2 separate regions of the Homo sapiens genome follow, and region 2 is linked to region 1. A link is a loop called in an ENCODE intact Hi-C map of the cell type or tissue named here. Cell type or tissue: gastrocnemius medialis. All regions are shown on one strand. Links, peaks and the distances in the headings refer to the core of each region. The heading gives the core; the rest is flanking DNA. Region 1 overlaps LOC105374329 (a long non-coding RNA gene). Region 2 has its middle 6.9 kb from the start of ADCY3.

The links. Peaks named below come from ENCODE experiments on the same cell type or tissue, not always from the same donor. Only the 100,000 strongest peaks of a DNase experiment are listed, where the experiment ranks them.
Region 2: a loop joins it to region 1, with 2.4 times the contacts of the local background. A loop is called at or near these places in 9 of 110 quality-filtered maps.

What each region holds. Positions count from the first base shown.
Region 1 is chr2:24,405,257-24,415,230 of GRCh38, forward strand. All of the region lies in intron 2 of LOC105374329 (a long non-coding RNA gene), which reads left to right. Among named protein-coding and RNA genes, the nearest start is that of ITSN2, 50 kb to the left of the region's middle. In gastrocnemius medialis, for the core only: CTCF peaks have their summits at 4,870 (motif pointing right) and 5,069; no DNase peak of the experiment used is centred there.
Region 2 is chr2:24,922,138-24,932,111 of GRCh38, forward strand. No RefSeq gene overlaps it. Among named protein-coding and RNA genes, the nearest start is that of ADCY3, 6.9 kb to the left of the region's middle. RefSeq lists enhancers at 4,026-4,740, 4,737-4,856. In gastrocnemius medialis, for the core only: no CTCF peak of the experiment used is centred there; DNase peaks (open chromatin) are centred at 4,674 and 4,994; H3K4me3 peaks cover 987 bases; H3K27ac peaks cover 1,429 bases.

The DNA.
Region 1 (9,974 bases), core at 1,501-9,500:
TTTTTCTTTTTCTTGAGACAGAGTCTTGCTCTGTCACCCAGGCTGGAGTGCAGTGGTACCATCTCAGCTCACTGTAATCTCCACCTCCTGGGTTCAAGCGATTCTCCTGCCTCAGCCTCCCGAGTAGCTGGGACTACAGGTGCATGACACCACACCTGGCTAATTGTCGTTTGTTTGTTTTTGAGATAGAGTCTCGGTCTGTCGCCCAGGCTGGAGTGCAGTGGTGCAATCTCGGCTCACTGCAACCTCCGCCTCCTGGGTTCAAGCAATTCTCTGCTTCAGCCTCCTGAGTAGCTGGGATTACAGGCCCCCGCCACCATGGCCAGCTAATTTTTTGTATTTTTACTAGAGACGGGGTTTCACCATCTTGGCCAGGCTGGTCTTGAACTGACCTTGTGATCCACCCCCCTTGGCCTCCCAAAATGCTGGGATTAGAGATGTGAGTCACCACGCCGGGCCTAATTTTTGTATTTTTAGCAGAGATGGGGTTTCGCCATTTTGGCCAGGCTGGTCTCAAACTCCTGACCTCAAATGATCTGCCTGCCTTGGCCTCCCAAAGTGGTAGGATTACAGGTGTGAGCCACCGCGCCCAGCCTGTGTGGTGGCATATGCCTGTGATTCCAGCTACTTGGGAGGCTGAGGTGGGAGAATTGCTTGAACCCAGGAGGCGGAGGTTAGTGAGCTGAGACCAAGCCACTGCACTCCAGCCTGGGCGATAGAGTGAGACCCTGTCTCAAAAATAAATAAATAAATACAAATAATTAAAATTAATTTGTAAGAGTTCTTTAAAGTTCTTTCTCAAGAATATTTGATATAACTATAATTTTCCATTCCATGGCTTACCTTTCTACCTTCTTCATGGTGTTTTGTGATGGACAGAAGTTATTAATTTAATTAATTAATTTTTTTTTGAGATGGAGTCTTGCTCTGTCGCCCAGGCTGGAGTGCAGTGATGCGATCTTGGCTCACTGCAACCTCCACCTCCCGGGTTCAAGCAATTTTCCTACCTCAGCCTCCCAAGTAGCTGGGATTACAGGCAAGTGCCACCATGCCTGGCTAATTTTATTTTGTATTTTTAGTAGAGACGGGGTCTCACCGTGTTAGCCAGGATGGTGTCCATTTCCTAACCTCGTGATCTGCCTGCCTAGGCCTCCCAAAGGGCTGAGATTACAGGCGTGAGCCACCGGGCCAAGCCAAAGTTATTAATTTTAATGTGGCTTAATTTATCATTTTCTTTATAGTTAGTGGATTTTTTTTTCCTACTTGAGAAGAAAGTTCCTCTGGTCACTCTTTAATAACACAAGTATTTTTTCCTCATTAGTTTAAAAATCCAAATTTAACCGTATAATATTGAACAGATCTTGGCAGCCTAACCAATAGCCATGACCGACTTTTTCCCTGTTAACAAAGCAGAATTGATGGAAGAAGGGATTAGGAGAAATGTATACCCTGAAAACATAGTGTTTGGCCAAAGGCACCCCACACTTGATGCACTGAATCAGAATTCTTGGATTGGAACTTAGATGTGTGTAATTTTTGTTTTGTTTTGTTTGTTTTTGAGACAGAGTCTTGCTCTGTCGCCCAGGCTGGAGTGCAGTGGCTTGATCTCTGCTCACTACATCCTCCGCCTCCCGGGTTCAGGAGATTCTCCTGCCTCAGCCTTCTGAGCAGCTGGGATTACAGGCGCACACCACCATGCCCAGCTAATTTTTTTTGTTTTTAGTAGAGACGGGGTTTCAGCATGTTGGTCAGGCTGGTCTCAAACTCCTGACCTCGTGATCCACCCGCCTCGGCCTCCCAAAGTGTTGGGGTTACAGGCCACTGTGCCTGGCCAGTTTTTGTATTTTTAATAGTGATGGGGTTTTACCATGTTGGTCAGGCTGGTCTCGGACTCCTGACCTCAGGTGATCCTCCCACCTCAGCCTCCCAAAGTGCTAGGATTACAGGCATGAGCCACCATGCCCAGCCAGATGTGTGTAATTTTTAAATGTTCCCCAGATGATTCAGTTATACCTTTTATTTTAATTTAATTAATTTTTTGTTTTTGAGACGGGTCTCACTCTGTAGCCCAGGCTAGAGTGCAGTGGTGTGATCATGGCTCACATGCTGCCTCGACCTCATGGGCTCAAGCGATGCTCCCACCTCAGCCTCCCAGGAAGCTGGGACCATAGGTGTGCACCACCAGGCCCAGCTACTTAAAAAAAAACAAACAAACTTGTAGAGATGGAGTCTCGCTGTGTTGCCTAGGCTAGTCTCAAACTCTTGGGCTCCAGGGATCTTCCTACTTCAGCCCCCCCAAAGTGCTGGGATTACAGGCATAAGCCACTGCATCCAGCTTCGGTTGTATCTTGATAAAGACTAAGAAAAACAATCAAAACAAAACACAAACTCAAGTGTCTAGAATGTCACTGAAGGAAGGAGAGAGTTTCAAGCAGAAGTTGGAAAACAGGCTTAGATGTAGCAGAGAGTTCAAGGAGGATAAAGATGATGAAAAATGTGTTGAGTTGGCTTGAATCTTCAAAGTCATTGGTAAAGTAAGAATGCTTTTAGTACAAAGGTGGGGTATAGAATTTGGGTTACATGATATTAAAGATGGGGAGTAGGCAATTAGAACAGCAGTCCTGAACTTTTTTTTTTTTTTTTTTTTTTTTTTTTTGAGACGGAGTCTCGCTGTGTTGCCCAGGCTGGAGTGCAGTGGCACTGTCTCGGCTCGGGCTGACTGCAAGCTCCGCCTCCTGGGTTCACGCCATTCTCCTGCCTCAGCCTCCTGAGTAGCTGGGGCTACAGGCATCTGCCACCACACCCAGCTAATTTTTTTGTATTTTTAGTAGAGACAGGGTTTCACCATGTTAGCCAGGATCGTCTCAATTTTCTGACCTCGCGATCCGCCCGCCTCGGCCTCCCAAAGTGCTGGGATTACAGGCATGAGCCACCACGCCCGGCCGGTCCGGAACCTTTTTGGCACCTGAGTCCAGTTTGTGGAAGACAGTTTTTCCACGGAATGGGGATGGGAGGGTGGGGGTAGTTTCCGGATGAAACTGTTACACCTCAGATCGTCAGGCGTTAGATTCCCATAAGGAGCGCAACCTAGATCCCTTGCTTGTGCAGATCACAATAAGGGTTTGTGCTCCTATGAGAATCTAATGCCACCACTGATCTGACAGGAGGCAGAGATGGCAAATCCATCTTCAAGGTTGGATTTTTGAAAGTTGGTCCTTTGTTTTAGGCTTTGTCAGGCAAATATATAGCCTCCAAAGTTAGCATGTGGTATTTCATATGGCAACCACAGATCAGAAATTTGAGGAGGAGCTACATCATGTAGGAATGACTTTGGTTGAAAGCAACAGAATATCCAACTAAAAGTGGCTCAACCCATATGATCCATAATATGCCACTTACTGGTCCATGGCCTGGGGGTTAGGTACCCCTGAGTTAGAAGGCAAAAAAAATGTGTATATATCAAATGTTCAAGGAGAGTAGATGGCATTAAAAACAGTTTTGCAGGCTGGGCACAGTGGCTCATGCCTGTAATCCCAGCACTTTGGGAGCCCGAGGCAGGCAGATCACTTGAGGTCAGGAGTTCAAGACTAGCCTGGCCGATATGGTGAAACTCCGTCTCTACTAAACAAACAAACAAAAATTAGCTGGGTGTGGTGGGGCACGCCTGTAATCCCAGCCACTCATGAGGCTGAGACAGGAGAATCGCTGGAACCTAGGAGGCAGAGGTTGCAGTGAGCCAAGATCGCGCCACAGCACTCCAGCCTGGGTGACAGAGCGAGATTCAGTCCCCCTCCCCCCCAAAAAAACAAACAAAAGAAACCAAAAAAAAACCCCTAAAAAACAGAGTTGCAGAATTAAGCACAAAAGATGTTTGTTTTCCAGTTTGAAGAATTGAGATACAAGAACATGCAATCCTTGAACTTCAGAGTTGAGGAGAAGCTTAAAGATGACCTGGTTGGATTTTATGTGTTATTTAAGCTTCCTTCACAAAGTCCTTTCGGGCTGTTCATGCCTAGATGCCTCTCATGGTGAGGCCTCCCTCTGCCCTCAGGAGCAGCCTGTTGTGTCTTTGCATGGCTTCCAGTGAAAGCTCTTCTTTATCATGAGCTCAACACTTTCCTCCTCAGATTTCACAGATTGTCATAGTTGAAGCAGGAGGACAGGTGTCAGCTGTGCGAGGATGTTATCTTACTAATACATTTATTTAACGGCTTTCTGAAGGAAATGATTAAAAGAATCTGGCTTGATATTTTTGTTTAAAAAAAAACCGCTAGCCCAAATTTAAACGAATAGGATAGTTTAAGAAATAGTTGTTCTTTAAGGATGGTTTTTTGAAAGTTGGTCCTTTATTTTAGCCTTTGCAAGGCAAATATATAACCTCCAAAATTAGTATGTGGTATTTTTATATACTCTGTCTTTTGAAACTCTGTCGCCCAGGCTGGAGTGCAGTGGCACAATCTCGGCTCACGGCAACCTCCATCTCCCGGGTTCAGGTGATGCTCTTGCCTCAGCTATTTTTGTATTTTTCGTAGAGATGGGGTTTCACCATGTTGGCCAGGCTGGTCTCGAGCTCCTGACCTCAAGTGATCCGCCTGTTTCAGCCTCCCAAAGTGCTGGGATTACAGCGTGAGCCACCACGCCCAGCCAATATGTGGTATTTAGTATGGCAACCACAGATCGGAAATTTGAGGAGGAGCTATATCATGTAGGAATGACTTTGGTTGAAATCAACAGAATATCCAATTCAAAGTGGCTCAACCCATGTGACCCATAATATGCCACTTAGCAAAACGTCTGGAATCCCTGGAGTAGATGTGTTAGGCACAAATTTGAGGTTTCCATGGCTTTCCTCTTCTGACCACAAGATGGAGCAGCTGCTCTAAACATTATATCCTCAGAGGGCCACATTTAAGAAGGCAGGAAGGAGGCTGGAGCAAAAGGGCTTTCTCAAGTCCCCCTAAGCAAGAATTTAAACTGGGCCCCCCAGGAGACTTCTTCTGTCAGAATTTAATTACATGTCCATCGCTAGACTGACAAAAGAAAAGTTAGAGAACCACGATTTACTTAGAACCTAAAGCTGGGCACATGGTTGCCTGGTCAGAATAGGGCTTTTATTTATGTACTTGATTTTTTTAGGTGAGAAAGAAGTGAAGTATAGCCATTGAGTAGGCTGCCAATAGTGCCTGCCAGAGACACTCAGGAGAGATTATATGCTAAATCCACCAGACCCTTTGTCTAAGGGCAGGACGTCACCTCTTCAGAAACTGTTTTTCTTCTTGTGGTAATTATTAATTCTCTGCAGTGATTTAGAAGAATTCTTGTACTAAATGTCTTGCCATTAAAAGTTTGATGAGTATAGAAACTGACAGTAGAACTATTTTTAAAAGTAATTCTACTTCTAACCCAAACTTCTTACTCTAGCTATTATTTTACCACGACGTGAGTTGTACGAATCACCTCCAATTTACATATTATGGAAGAGCCTTACATGGAAAAGAAGAAATCATTTTCAAATTAGACATTCCATCTAGAACTGTCAGTAGCTGATTCCCATCACTGTCTTTTATTTCTTCATGCTTTTAGATGAGAGTAATCATATCTGCAGTAATTCCCAAGATAAAGTTTTCTTTTTACAGCTAATTTTATGAAGTTTTTTTAATTTCAAAGAATAAAGCAATTATTCTTTCTTTTTGAAATTGCATATCGTCCAGAAACATTAATTATTCTTTCTTTTTGAAATTGTATATCAAGTTTAGAAATATTGACTTCTTTAATTTGAAACACTAATGTCAAGTGATAGGTATAAACATCTATATTCTATCCTCTTTCTTTCAGTGTACTTCTTGTTCTTGGCAGATCCTCATTCCTACTGGATATCTGTTGCACGCCAATTATCTTAGGCTACAGCTGTTTACTGACAGCTGTTCTCTCTACTGCCCACCAGGCAGCCACCCTTTTGTGGCAATCCATGCCTCTGCCTCCCAAGTGGGGCTGCTTTGGCCGGGGCTTCACCCTTAGCTCAGGCACAGAGCTTCTGATCTAAATCAATCCAAAGCTTGCATTTCCAGCAAAAGTATCATTTCTTCTCATTGGCTATGAATGAGGCTTCCATTCATCAGTCATTTTTCTGGGGACTTCTGAGGGAAAGATTCTTTCTCTGTCCTGCTAGATTTTTACCTGAGGGAATGTGAGGCCCAAAGTTGCTGCAGCCATCTTGACATCTTCAGTGGGAGCCAGTCTGAGAACAGAGGTGAGAGAGAGAGAGGGAGAGAGAGAGAGAAGCAGACCCTCGTGATACATTTCAACCTTTAAGCCAAGATAGCAGCAAGCCCTATTTCCAGACTTTTCAGTTACATAATCAAGTAAATTTGCTGCTTTGTTTAAGCATCTTTCTCTTTCCCTCTCACCTTCTGTCATGGGATGACTCAGCAAGAAGGCCCTTGCAAGATGCTGACACCTTGATATTGGACTTCCTAGCCTTCAGAACTGTGAAGAATAAATTTCTTTTCTTTATAAGTTGCCTAGTCGCTGGTATTCCCTTATAGCAGCACAAAATGGACTAAGACGGGCACGATAGATTGACCTGGCTGTGTGACTGCAATCTCTGGGCTTGGCTGAGGGCCATTTGTGCCTGGAATTGGAGGACACTGTGAAGACATTGTCCATTTCAGAAAGGCTTTGTTCCTAAGTCAGTGCCTCTGGCCTTCTCCACAGTGACCTTTGCCACACTCCACCCCAGGGGTCCACATTCTTGTCAAAGGGTGAGAAATCTTTTGTGACTGGCCATGATGATGCCATTGTAACACAGGTGGCCAATCAGTTTATACATCTGTTTATCCCCTTAAACAGGTCATTTATTTTCATGCACAATTGAAACTGTAAGTCAAACTCTGCTTCTTTATGGTGGTAAATAGTACGTTGATTATGCTAAAGAAAGATTATTATCGTAAGTGAACACCTGTGTCTTGTATCACAGTGGTACTACATCAGGGAAACCTGGTGGTCTGTTTTATTTATTTATTTACTTATTCAAGAGACAGGATCTCATTCTGTCACACAGGCTGGAGTGCAGTAGCACAATTGTAGCTCATTGCTCTAACTCCTATGCTCAAACAATCCTCCTGCCTCAATCTCTCAAGTAGCTGGGACTGCAGGTGTGTGCCATACAGTCAGCTAATTTTTTTGTTTTTGTTTTTGAGACAGAGTCTCTCGCTCTGTCGCCCAGGCTGGAGTGCAGTGGCACAATCTTGGCTCACTGCAACCTCCGCCTCCTGGGTTCAAGTGATTCTCCTGTCTCAGCCTCCCGAGTTGCTGGGATTACAGGCATACACCACCACGTCCAGCTAATTTTTTTGTATTTTTAGTAGAGATGAGTTTTCATCATGTTGGTTAGGCTGGTCTCGAACTCCTGACCTCAAATGATCGCCCGCCTCAGCCTCCCACAGTGTTGGGATTATAGGCATGAGCCACTGGGCCTGGCCTAATTTTTTTTTTTTTTTTTAGATTTTGTAGAGGCAGGGTCTTCCTATGTTGCCCAGGCTGGTCTTGAACTCTTGGCCTCAAGTAATCCTCCCACTTTGGTCTCCAAAGTACCAGGATTACAGATGGGAGCCACCATGCCTGGCCATGTTTTATTTTTAATAGGAAATTTGTTCGCATGGCTGAAAGCTCAAAGGGTACAAATAAATGTTTGTGAAAACTTTCCTTCCCGCTCCTGTTTCCCAGGTGCCCAATTCTCTTCCCCAGAGCTAATCCATTTCATGCTTTTGATGTAGCCTCCCAGAGTGACTTTATGCATATTTAAGCAAACAATGTATTATATTCCCCCTTTGCCTCAACACTGGTGTATGGACCTTCTGAGCCTTGCTCTTTTCACTGAAGATATCTTGGATGTACTTGCATGTAGTACATAAAGAGCTTCTTCATTCTTTTTGGTAGCGTCTGAGTATCCCACAATTTCATAATAGCATGATTTCATTAATGTCTGTTGATGGACATTTCAGTTGCTTTGTATCTTTGGCTCTTGAAAACAATGCTACAATAAACAATCTTGTACATATGTCATTCTGCACTTGGGTAAATATATTTTTGCAGTAAATGTCTAGACGTAAAGTTTTTGGGCCAAGGGTATATGTGTTTGTATATCCTCCCCAACACACACTTTTTTAGTTTAGTTTTTTTTTTATTTTTTATTTAAGATGGAGTCTTGCTTTGTTGCCGAGGCTGGAATGCAATGGCCCGATCTCGGCTCACTGCAACCATCTACCGGGCTCAAGCGATTCTCCTCCCTCAGACTCCCAAGTAGCTGGGATTACAGGCGTGCGCCATCATGCCCTGCTAATTTTGTATTTTTAGTAGAGACAGGGTTTCACCATGTTGGCCAGGCTGGTCTTGAACTCCTGACTTCAGGTGATCTACCTGCCTTGGCCTCCCAAAGTGCTGAAATTATGCTAGGCTTAGGTTTTATTATACTCGAAAAAATAATGCCTACCATGGGAAGAAAATCCAAATAGAATAAAAGTGTATGTATATAGGCCAGGCGCGGTGGCTCACGCCTGTAATCTCAGCACTTTGGGAGGCCGAGGTGGGCGGATCACCTGAGGTCGGGATTTCAAGACCAGCCTGACCAACATGGAGAAACCTTGTCTCTACTAAAAGTACAAAATTAGCCGAGGTGGTGGTGCATGCCTGTAATCCCAGCTACTTGGGAGGCTGAGGCAGGAGAATCGCTTGAACCTGGGAGGCGGAGATTGCAGTGAGCCAAGGTCGCGCCATTGCACTCCAGCCTGGGCAGCAAGAGCGAAACTGCCTCAAAAAAAAAAAAAAGTGTGTGTGTGTGTGTGTGTGTGTATATATATATATATAATATACATATACATATATATACACATATACATATATATACACACACACACACACACAGATATATATATATATATATACACACACATACAGTAAAAAGTAAGTCCTCTTACTCTTTGGTTTCCAGGCTCCCTCCCTGGAGGTAACCACTGTTTGTGTGTGTACTTCTAGATATATGCATATACAAACATATATATATGAATAAGTATATGTCATCATTTGCCTTTGCTTAAAAGGTATATACTACACATACTATTCTGCACCTTGAGTTTTTAATTAATATGTCTGGAGTTTATTGCATACCAGTAAGTATAGATCAACTTCATCCTCTCGTTATCTTTTTTTTTTTGAGACAGAGTCTCGTTCTGTTGCCAGGCTGGAGTGCAGTGGTGCTATCTCAGCTCACTACAACCTCCGCCTCCTGAGTTCAAGCAATTCTCCTGCTTCAGCCTCCCAAGTAGTTGGGACTACAGGCACGCACCACCATGCCTGGCTATTTTTTGTATCTTTAGTAGAGACGGGGTTTAACTCTGTTGGCCAGGCTGCTCTCGAACTCCTGACCTTGTGATCCTCCCGCCTCAGCCTCCCAAAGTGCTAGGATTACAGGTGGCAGCCACCTCGCCCAGCCATCCTCTCCTTATCTTTAAAGTCAATATAGAATTTATTTTGAAGAGACTAATATTAGTTTTTTCATTAAAAAAATATATAGTTTACACAAAATAAAATATTTTTTACTGTACAATTCTGTAAGCTTTGACAAACATGTATATTCAGCTTGTAATTTTTTTTTTTTAGAGACAGAGTCTCCCTCTGTCACCCAGGCTGGAGCACAGTGGCGCGATCTTGGCTCACTGCAACCTCCGCCTCCTGGATTCAAGTGATTCTCCTGCCTCAGCCTCCCGAGTAGCTGGGATTAGAGGCATGCGCCACCATGCCTGGCTAATTTTTGTATTTTTAGTAGAGACGAGGTTTCACCATGTTGACCAGGGTGGTCTGGAACCCCTGACCTCAAGTGATCTACCTGCTTTGGCCTCCCAAAGTGCTAGGATTACAGGCTGAGCCACCAAGCCCAGCCTGTATATATTCTATTGTAATTTTGATGGACATTGCAA
Region 2 (9,974 bases), core at 1,062-9,061, 520 kb after region 1:
AAAGTGTTGGGAATACAGGTGTGAGCCATCATGCCTGGACTTTGCTGGAGGTTTAAACATTTATTTTGAATTGTCACATGATGTTAAAGAGGACATGACTTTTATGTTTTACAAAGGGAGATGTAATGTACGGCAAGGCGCAGTGGCTCATGCCTGTAATCCCAGCTCTTTGGGAGGCCGAGGCAGGCAGATCACTTGAGGTCAGGAGTTCGAGACCAGCCTGGCTGACATGGCAAAACCCTGTCTCTACCAAAAAATACAAAAATTAGCCGAGCGTGGTGGCGGGTGCCTGAAGTCCCAGCTGCTCAGGAGACTGAGGTGGGAGAATCGCCTGACCCTAGGAGGCAGAGGTTGCAGTGAGCCAAGATCGTACCACTGCACTCCAGCCTGGGCAACAGAATGAGACCCTATCTCAAAAAAAAGTGGGGGTTGGGGGAGAGATGTGCTAATGTTTTTTAAAAGGCTGATAAATCTTGTGCTTGGTCCTGCTTTGGCACAAGAGACACCATGTTGCACCCTCTGTGGGTCCCTTCCCCTTCCTTGGCATACATGCCAGCCCTGTGATTCTCAGTGTGGCACCCTGTCCGCAAGGCCATGCCCAGCTCCTAAGCTGAGAGGGTTCTCTGCTGGGCCCTCTGCCACCACTCATGCCCCAGCCTCCCACCCCATGAAGGGAGAGAGTTCCACACAGAGGCACCCTCATATAAAAAGAACAACAACAAATTGATCCCTGCCTCTCCAGCCCCTGCCTGCTGGCTTCACTGTCCCACTCCCTGTTCTTCCACCATCCCTATCTCTCCTCTGTGGGCCCCTGTTCAGCGGGCACTGGGGAAACCAGAGGAGCCTTATAGTTCTGCCAAGGCACCATGTTGACTCATGAGGCAGACCCTCAGGTGTACACAGGTTACAGTTGGGGGTGACTTCTGGCTGAGGTGATCAGAGACAGGGCCTTTCAGGGCAAGAGGGAAGGATCTGATGGGCCTGAAAGGCAGGCGTTCCAGGTGGCTGGAGCCTCCCTGCAAAGGCCCAGCCGCAGGAAGAGCACAGCACATTCCCATCCCTGCTCCGCGTTCAGGGTTCTGGCACGGCCTTTCCCTGTGGATATGGGAAACGCAGTGGGACAGCAGTAGGCCCTTGCGAGGACTCCCGGGGAGCCAGAAGCATCTGGGTGAATATTCCTGGGCAAGAGAGCTGCTTGACATCCTGCCACAGAGGAGATCAGGGAAAATGCCGCGAGGGCCTCATCCATCTCACTCACAGTGGCTTCCCCAGTACCTGGCACCTAGTAGATACTCAAAAAATAGTCATTGAATGAATGGAAGTCTCCCTAAGAAGAAATGGTACTTTATAAAGGCACTGGCTGTCCTTGAAGGGACCAGCTGGCCTCATTCCCTGATACTGAGAATGTCCTGGTCCCAGGGCAATGAAAAATATCCACCCTCGAGTGAAAAGGGTGGGATTATGGGGGAGCTGTTTTCACTTTCCAAGCTATACATTTTGTATTGATGTAACCTGGACAACTGGCATGCTTCGCTTTTATAATCAAATGATACAGGAAATCTATACACACACAACTCAGGACCTCAAATGGCTGCATGGGTGACTTGCCCCTGTGGCTTGTCCTAAAAGGAAGACAGAATCATAGACTTAGGTCGAAGCTTGGAGGGCATCCTGACCCCCCCCAACCTCAATCCAGCATCTGCCTGGATGGGATGCCTCTTTGCTGAAGGCAACTTTTTGTTTGTGTGGTTCAAGACTAGAAATCATGGCTGAGAATTAATTGTTACTGGATAAACAAGAATGGTTTGGCCCCCCCGGGGAATGTGGTGGCTCTTGAATCCAGCAAACAATAGATCAGAGCAGAACTCTGTGTCCTGGGGGAAAACAGAAGTGGGAGAGAGAAGATCATTAGCTCCCCTGGTGCTGGGCACCAGGAGAGCCCTGTCTGGGGCCTGAAAGCAGAGCTTGAGACCCGGCCTGCATGCAGGTGGTTCAACTGGGGAAGTGATTCCAGGGAAACAGAGCAGGAGCCTGGGAAGCTCAAAACAGAGAAGGCAGGAAAGCCGGTAAATATGAGGGTTTGTGACGGAGTTGGCCACTGGTGTGGGAGGGGGCCTTGATCCTGCTGGGACCCTCTGATGAGCCTTGCAGAAGGCACCTCAGAGCTTTCCACTGGAGGGCTGGCAAAGGTGGGTGTTCGTCCTCCTTTCATCCTTCCCTGTTGGTTAAGGGTTGCCAGTTGGGGTATTCTCTCCCTGGCTCTTGTGCAAAGGAGGCTAAGCAGTGAGCGGACTGGGCAGGAAACGAGGGATCCTCAGTGCAGATACCTGGCAAGGTGCTGCTGGGGTGTGCCTGCAGCAGTAACGGGAGTGGAGAGGGGGACCGGGGGGATGTGGCATGTGATACTCAAGCATCCTGTGCAGGGCCCACACCCCTCATCCATTCCTGCTGGCTCAGAGGCTCAGCAGTTTGGATCCTGTCACCTGGAGGAGAGGTGTGTGGTACCCTAGGGAAAGCTGGCTCCCTGGAATCAGAGAGCTCAGTTTTGAGCATGGCCTTGATGAGAGCTGAGCACCTCGGACCAATTACTCAGCCCCCACAAGCCTGTGTCTCTGTGGTGCAGTGACAGCACTAACCCTTAGTCAGGATCCTTGTCAGGAAGTAGGGGATTCATGGGACCAACATGGTGGGCAGATCTCAACAAATCAACTGGAGTTACCATTATCTCACAGCAGACAGCTGAGCAGCCGTGAGCACTTCTGCCCCAGCATGGCCTGCACAGCTGGCTGGCTGCCTGCCCCCAGTCCCCTCCATGGCTGCATCTGGGGCCCCGCGACTCCAGCGCAGTCTTCCTCTAACAGTATCGACAGCACTGGCCCATCTGACCCTGTGTCCTCCCTTCTTTGTCTCTGTCCCTGGTCTCTCCCTTCTGCCCCGTGTTGGAGCCTCCCTGACTCTCACAGGGTCACTCCTTGGGCACTGTGGATGGGTGTAAGAGCGTGTGTGTAGGGCTGTGAATGTGAGGAGGGGTGTGAGGAATGTGTGTGGGTGTGAGAGTGGGGAGTGTGTGTGTGTGAGAACGTTCCTTCACATTTGTGTGTATGAGTGGATATGTGAGTGTGCATGTCTGAGAATGTACGTTCATGTTGGCATGTGTGTGAGAATTGTACCTTCATGTTTGTGTGTGAGCGCGTGTGTGAGAACATATGTTCGTGTTTGTGTGTGGGGGTGTAAATGTGCATGTGAAAATGTGCGTTTGCATTTGTGTGTGAATGGGTATGTGAGTGCGAGTGTGTGAGAATGTTGCTTCATGTTTGTGTGTGTGTGGGTGTGTGTGATTGTGTGCGTGTGAGAATGTACCTTCGTGTTTGTGTGTGCGAGTGGGTATGTGAGCATGATTGTGTGAGAATGTACTTCACGTTTGTGTGTGTGGGTGGGTGTGATTGTGTATGTGTGAGAGAATGTACCTTCATGTTTGTGTGAGTGTAAGTGGGTGTGTGTGTGTGAGAACGTACCTTCATGTTCCTGTGTGTTGGTGTGTGTGATTGTGTGTGAGAACGTACTTCACGTTTGTGTGGGTGTGTGTGATTGTGTGAGAACGTACCTTCATGTTACTGTGTGTGTGTGATTGTGTGTATGAGAATGTACCTTCACGTTTGTGTGAGTGGGTGTGTGAGTGTGATTGTGTGTGAGAATATACCTCCACGTTTGTGTGTGAATGAGTGTGTGATTGTGAGAACGTACCTTCGTGCGTGAGTGGGTATGTGTGGTTGTGTGTATGTACTTTCACATTTGTGAGTGTGAATGGGTGTGTGTGATTGGGTGTAAGAATGTACCTTCATGTTTGTGTGTGTGAGTGGGTGTGTGAGCGTGACTATGTGTGAGACGTACCTTCACGTTTGTGTGTGAATGTGAGTGGGTATGATTGTGAGTTTGTGAGAACACACCTTTGCGTTTGTGTGTGATTCTGAGTGGTTGTGTGAGATTGTGAGAACGTACCTTCATGTTTGTGTGTGAGTGGGTGTGTGTGATTGTGAGAACCTACCTTCACGTTTGTGAGTGTGTATGATTGTGAGTGTGTGAAAACGAACCTTCACGTGTGTGTGTAAGTGTGCATGCATGTGCCTGGGTTGCATCATCCGTCCTGGTGGGTGCCCGCCTCACCTCTTCCCTCTCCTCTCCTCGATCGGTGCCATCCACACAGGACGTGGGCTCTGCTGGCTGCCCTCGGGTGCTGTTTCTAGGCCCCTGACGCAGGCAGAGGGAAGCGGGCTGAGGATGCGCAGTGAAGACATCCAGGCACCCAGGCTGGTGCTGGGCTTGGTTCCGGGTCTTTGCCCCTTGGCAGGTGTGAGCGTCTCCTTGGGAGCAAGGACCAGGGTCCCTGGTTCCTCCTGCCCAGTATTTGAAACAGAGTGGCTATTCCACAGTCTGTCATTGAAATAATGTCACCGGCACACTAGCCACAGTGCCAGTAACACCCATGGGCCCGATCCCCAGACAGCGGCAGCAGCTCCCCTTCCTGCGCCCCGCCCTGCAGGCACCGCGCGCTGCCTTCTTCCCTTTGGTTTCCGCGGTGGGGACTCCCGGCGTCCCTGTTGTGCGGGTGGAGAAGCGGGAGCGCAGAGACATGAGGTAACTTGCTCCGGCCCCAGCTAGGAAGGGGCGGAGGCCCAGGCTCTGGCCACCCAGAAGTCCGGCTGTACCAGGAAGGCTCAGGAAGCTTCCTTTGCTTGTCACTGCTTCTCTGTAGCCAAGGGTGCCCTTGACCTCAGGGACTCAGAGCGAATCCTGGAGAGTCACAGCTCCCTGCTGGCAGTTGAAAGAGACTCCAAACACCATTCTGCTGCAGCCCTGGTGGAGACATTGAGGCCCAGAGGGGTTAAATTTGGGGAGAGAAGGACACGTGCCCACGGAGCGTGAAACGGCATGTGAATGCTGAGTAATTCCGAGGCCTCTGCGGGACGTCACGTTTCCAAAAGCGCGCGAGCCCTGCCCCTCCGGCAAGAGGCACCATAGAAATGTGTGCTAACAAGCCTCCCTGCGGCCTGCGGGGAATAGGAGAGAGCAGGAAGCTTTCAGAACAACAAGAGTGGCTAGAAAAGGCCCCGGATGGGAGGAGACGAACAGCCCAGCCCCACGGTCTTTCTCATGGGTGGAAAGTCACTAGCACCCAGAAAAGCAAGGCTAAGAGATCCTGGGGAGCTGGCACAAGTTCTCTGGTCTTAAAGACGCATGTGATTAGATCTGGCTCACTGGGATGTTCCAGGAGAATCTCTCCATCTCGAGATCCTTCACTTAATCACGTTTGCAAAGTCACTTTTGCCATGTAAGGCATCATAGTCACAGTTTCTGGGGGTTAGGGTGGTGACGTTTTGCGTGGACATGATTCTGCCTATTACGGCAGGCTCCTAATGTGATATAGATCCCGGTAGTACTGATTAGAGGAAGGACTCATCTTAATTCCTCCCATTAAAACTTTTTCTAATGTTTCTAATCTCGATGCTGAAATAAATGAGCCTTCGCCATGTTAAATTGGAGGAGAGGAAATCATCTCAACGGTCTGTGAAAGGGTGATTTTTGAGAAGAAAGAGGTCCTATACATTTTTATTTTTATTTTTTCTCACTCTTGTCACCCAGGCTGGAGTGCAAAGGCACGATCTCCGCTCACTGCAAACTCCATCTCCTGAGTTCAAGTGATTCTCCTGCCTCAGCTTCCCGAGTAGCTGGGACTACAGGCATATGCCACCATGCCTGGCTAATTTTTGTATTTTTATTAGAGATGGGGTTTCATCATGTTGGCCAGGTTGGTCTCAAACTCCTGACCTCAGGTGATCCACCCGCCTCAGCCTCCCAAAGTGTTGGGATTACAGGCGTGAGCCACCATGCCCGGCCACCCTAGAAATCTTTTAATGCAAGAGAATGCTGTAGAAAGAACTCCCACCTGTGGTTCCTCACCACCCTCACCCCTTCCAAGTTACCCTCAGCTGCAACAGGCCAGATCCCTTGTTCCAGGAAGGCTGGTTGGGAACAAGGGACCACCTGGAGTCAGCAGCTGAATGGATGCCTGAGGTTCATGGATTCTAAGACTTTTCCAAGCCCCCTTTCTGCTGCCACTGGAATTGTCTCCCAGAAACACAGTTCAGACTGTTTGACTTCCCAATTCTTTAGCATCCAGGCTTTTCCTTGGTTAGGCCCCAGCCTACTTATTCTCTCATATAATCTGCACACCAGTCATATGAGGTAAGTACAATTGCCATATCCATTTTACAGATGAAAACACTGAGATTAGATTCCTAACATGCCCAAGGTTCCACAACTGGCAAAGGGCACTGCCCATGTTTACACCCACACCTCTGAATCCAAGGCCCGGCACTTAGACACTGTGGCCTGCTCGACATCCTGGGTCATTGCTAGAGGAATTGGGGGGCTCATGCCTTCTCCTCTGCTTGGATGGGGGCCAACTTAACTGTGGACCAGAAGGGGTGGGCCATGGGAAAGACAAAGCAGGAGGAGTCAGCAGTACTGGAGGGGAGGCGGGGCCTTTATCTTAGCAGCCCTATCTGTTCAAATCCAGAGACATCTTCTCCACCCTGGGAGGCAGGAAAGCAGCCCAGTCAGAGAGGTGGAGCCCCGGACAGCAGATCTGCAACAGGGCAACACCCAACCCTGGCCCAGGGGAGGCCTGCAGCCTGGCCGGGAAGGGCTCAGGCCAGCTTGATTAACATACTGCTGACCCGGCTGGGCGCGGTGGCTGATACCTGTAATCCCAGCACTTTGGGAGGCCGAGATGGGTGGATCACGAGGTCAGGAGATCAAGACCATCCTGGCTAACACGGTGAAACCCCGTCTCTACTAAAAATACAAAAAATTAGCCAGGCGTGGTGGCGGGCGCCTATAGTCCCAGCTAATAGGGAGGCTGAGGCAGGAGAAAGGTGTGAACCCGGGAGGCAGAGCTTGCAGTGAGCCAAGATTGCGCCACTGCACTCCAGCCTGGGCGACAGAGCGAGACTCCATCTAAAACACAAACAAACAAACAAAAACAACAATAACAACAAAACCATATTGCTGACCCATTTTCATATCTTAAAATTATAAACAAAAGTACAAGCTCCGGCTATTCTATTTATCAAGTCAGAGCAGAGTGAGGCTGATATTTGTGGAAACTGAGGTTTCTCTGCTCACCTTGGTCATTTAGGGCACCCTCTCCTTGTTCCCCTCTCAGTGTCCAGGTCTCCCCAGTTCTTGCCATCTTCCCTCTCTCCTGTCTCAAAACACTGTGTCAGGACCAGAGCCCAGAGAGTGCCCCACCTGGAGGTGATAATGATTTGAATGTTAAGTCTAGGTCTTTAATTCCGTTTCTTCATGCTCCTGCTCCCAACCACTTAGGAAGTAGATCCAGAAATCAGGCAGTTGGGGCGCAACAGATCAGTTTCAGATGGATGAAAGTTGAGTTGGAGGCTGGGGCTTAGGTGTGTGGCCACAGCCTGAGATAATGCTTCACTTTGGACTTGAACTCCTCACCCCATCACAGACATATGGGTTGCCACAGGCCTCCCTGGAGGGTTGGAGCCTGCCCTGGGGAATATGGAATGGTAGGAAGGGGCAAGATCACAGAAGGCCTTGAATGCCTAGCTAAAACATCTAAATTTGGGCTTTGTGTTTTATAGGAGTTGTTGAGGATTCTTTTGAGTAGATGACATGTCCTGACCTGCTACATTCTTCCAGAGGATTGATTTGGGATAAAAGATGGTTTGGAAAAGAAAGGCTGTCAAGAGAAAACTGGGCCGGGCACAGTGGCTCACGCTTGTAATCCCAGCACTGTGGGAGGCTGATCACCTCCCACCTCAGGCGGGTGGATCAACCAAGGTCAGGAGTTTGAGACCAGCCTGGCCACCATGGCGAAACCCCGTCTCTACTCAAAATACAAAAATTAGCTGGGCGTGGTGGTGTGTGCCTGTAATCCCAGCTACTCGGGAGACTGAGGCAGAGGAATCACTTGAACCTGGGAGGCGGAGGTTGCAGTGAGCCAAGATCGTGCCGCTGCACTCCATCCTGGGTGACAGAGCGAGACTCTGTCTCAAAAAAAAAAAAAAAGAGGGAGAAAACCGGTGAGAAGATGCAAACTAATCACTCCTGGAAGACAGTGGTCCAAATCTAAGAATGCTCTCTAGTATTCATTCCACAAGGGTCTCAGGCCTCTCATGAAATCTCAGGCTGACTTACATTCACATTAGACACATTCAGGTTTTGGGCTGAGCATATCCATGAGTATTTGCAGATAGTAATTTTTATAACTATTAAATAATTCATGCTGACATTGTTTTCCCTCTTGTGTTCTTGAAAAAGATGCTGTTTCCCGCACAGGCAGTGGTGAAAATAAATTAGCCACCTGCTTTGCCATCCTTTTTCCAATCTTGCTGTGTCCCATGGGGGATGCCAGGCACTGCTGGGCACCTTTCTAAAAGTGTTCTATTCAGTAGAATATGTGCTGAGTTTTTTTTTTTTTTTTTTGGCAAAATCAGGCCTTAAAAAAATGTTACACTTTTTAATTTTCATTTAAAAAATTTCTTTTTCACTCCATTAAAATTCATCTCCGTGAAATGGGTTCAGAGTAGTTTTAGCAATTCTGTCTGTCACCCATTCTGAGATGCTGCTGGCACCACGTGCAGCCATCCCCTGCTGAATGGGAAGCAAGTGGCAGAGCTGAGTGTGCACCCAGAACCCTAGTGTTGGGGTCTGTGGTCAAGGAGGCCCCCACTCTCCTTTCATTCGCAGTCCCCCACGCCCAGCCCACACTACCTGCCAGTTTTACATCTGTTTGGACAGGAAGGCTTACAACCCTGCTCTGCTATTTTTAGGAAGCACTCACATTGAGTCAGCCTTTCTGCTGGCTTCACACCCTCTGCTCGCTGGTTCTCGGGCTGTCTGCCTTTTCAGCAGGAGCCCGGGGCTCACATCCTCAGACAGTGAGCACAATGCTTCTCTTCTCCCTGCCCATCTCAGCTTTGGTCTGCACCCCTGTTTTTATCACCTTCCTGGAACGAGGGCAGGCTTTTCTAGGGGTCCATATTTTCTTGTTTCTCTCACTAAGAGCTTCCCAACAAGTCATGCACATTAACGTGGATAGAGCTGGAGGCCCTTCCTCTTGTTCACAATTTTGCATTAATGTAGCTATAAGTGGGAATCTTTTTTTTTTTAAATCAAGTCTACATTCAAACATGCTTTTAAACTAAAAATAACTGCATTTAAATAACTTTAGAGAGAATGATATAAAGGAGGATTTAAATGTTAGCTGTAAATTGATACTCACTCTTCATTATTTCTTATCCCAGAGTATAGCCAAGTGACTGGCATAGAAAAGGTTATTAATAAATGCTTGGAGGAAGGAATAAATGAATAAATTCTAAAATGTTAATAGTTTTGTGATGTGTCCCTCTCAAGGGTGAAACTTGTAATTTAACACGCAGAACTTTTCTTTTCTTTTTTTTTTTTTTTAGACTGAGTCTCGCTCTGTCGCCCAGGCTGGAGTGTGCAATGGCACGATCTTGGCTCACTGCAAGCTCTGCCTCCCGGGTTCACGCCATTCTCCTGCCTCAGCCTCCTGAGTAGCTGGGACTACAGGCGCCCACCACCGCGCCCAGCTGATTTTTTGTATTTTTAGTAGGGACAGGGTTTCACCGTGGTCTCGATCTCCTGACCTCGTGATCTGCCCACCTCGGGCTCCCAAAGTGCTGGGATTACAGGCGTGAGCCACCGCGCCTGGCCAGAACTTTTCTTTAATAAATTGCAAATGGTAGAGTTTTCAGGCGTCTGTCTAGGTTGCACCAGAAATATTTCAGGTGACTGAGTTGTATTACAGTTGTTGGGATGATTTCTTTCTTAAGTTACCCCATATTCAATTTAAAATGGCTTAACCAGTAGAGAAAATGTATTACCTCTAAAACAAGCAGTCTTTGGATAGGACAGGTCTA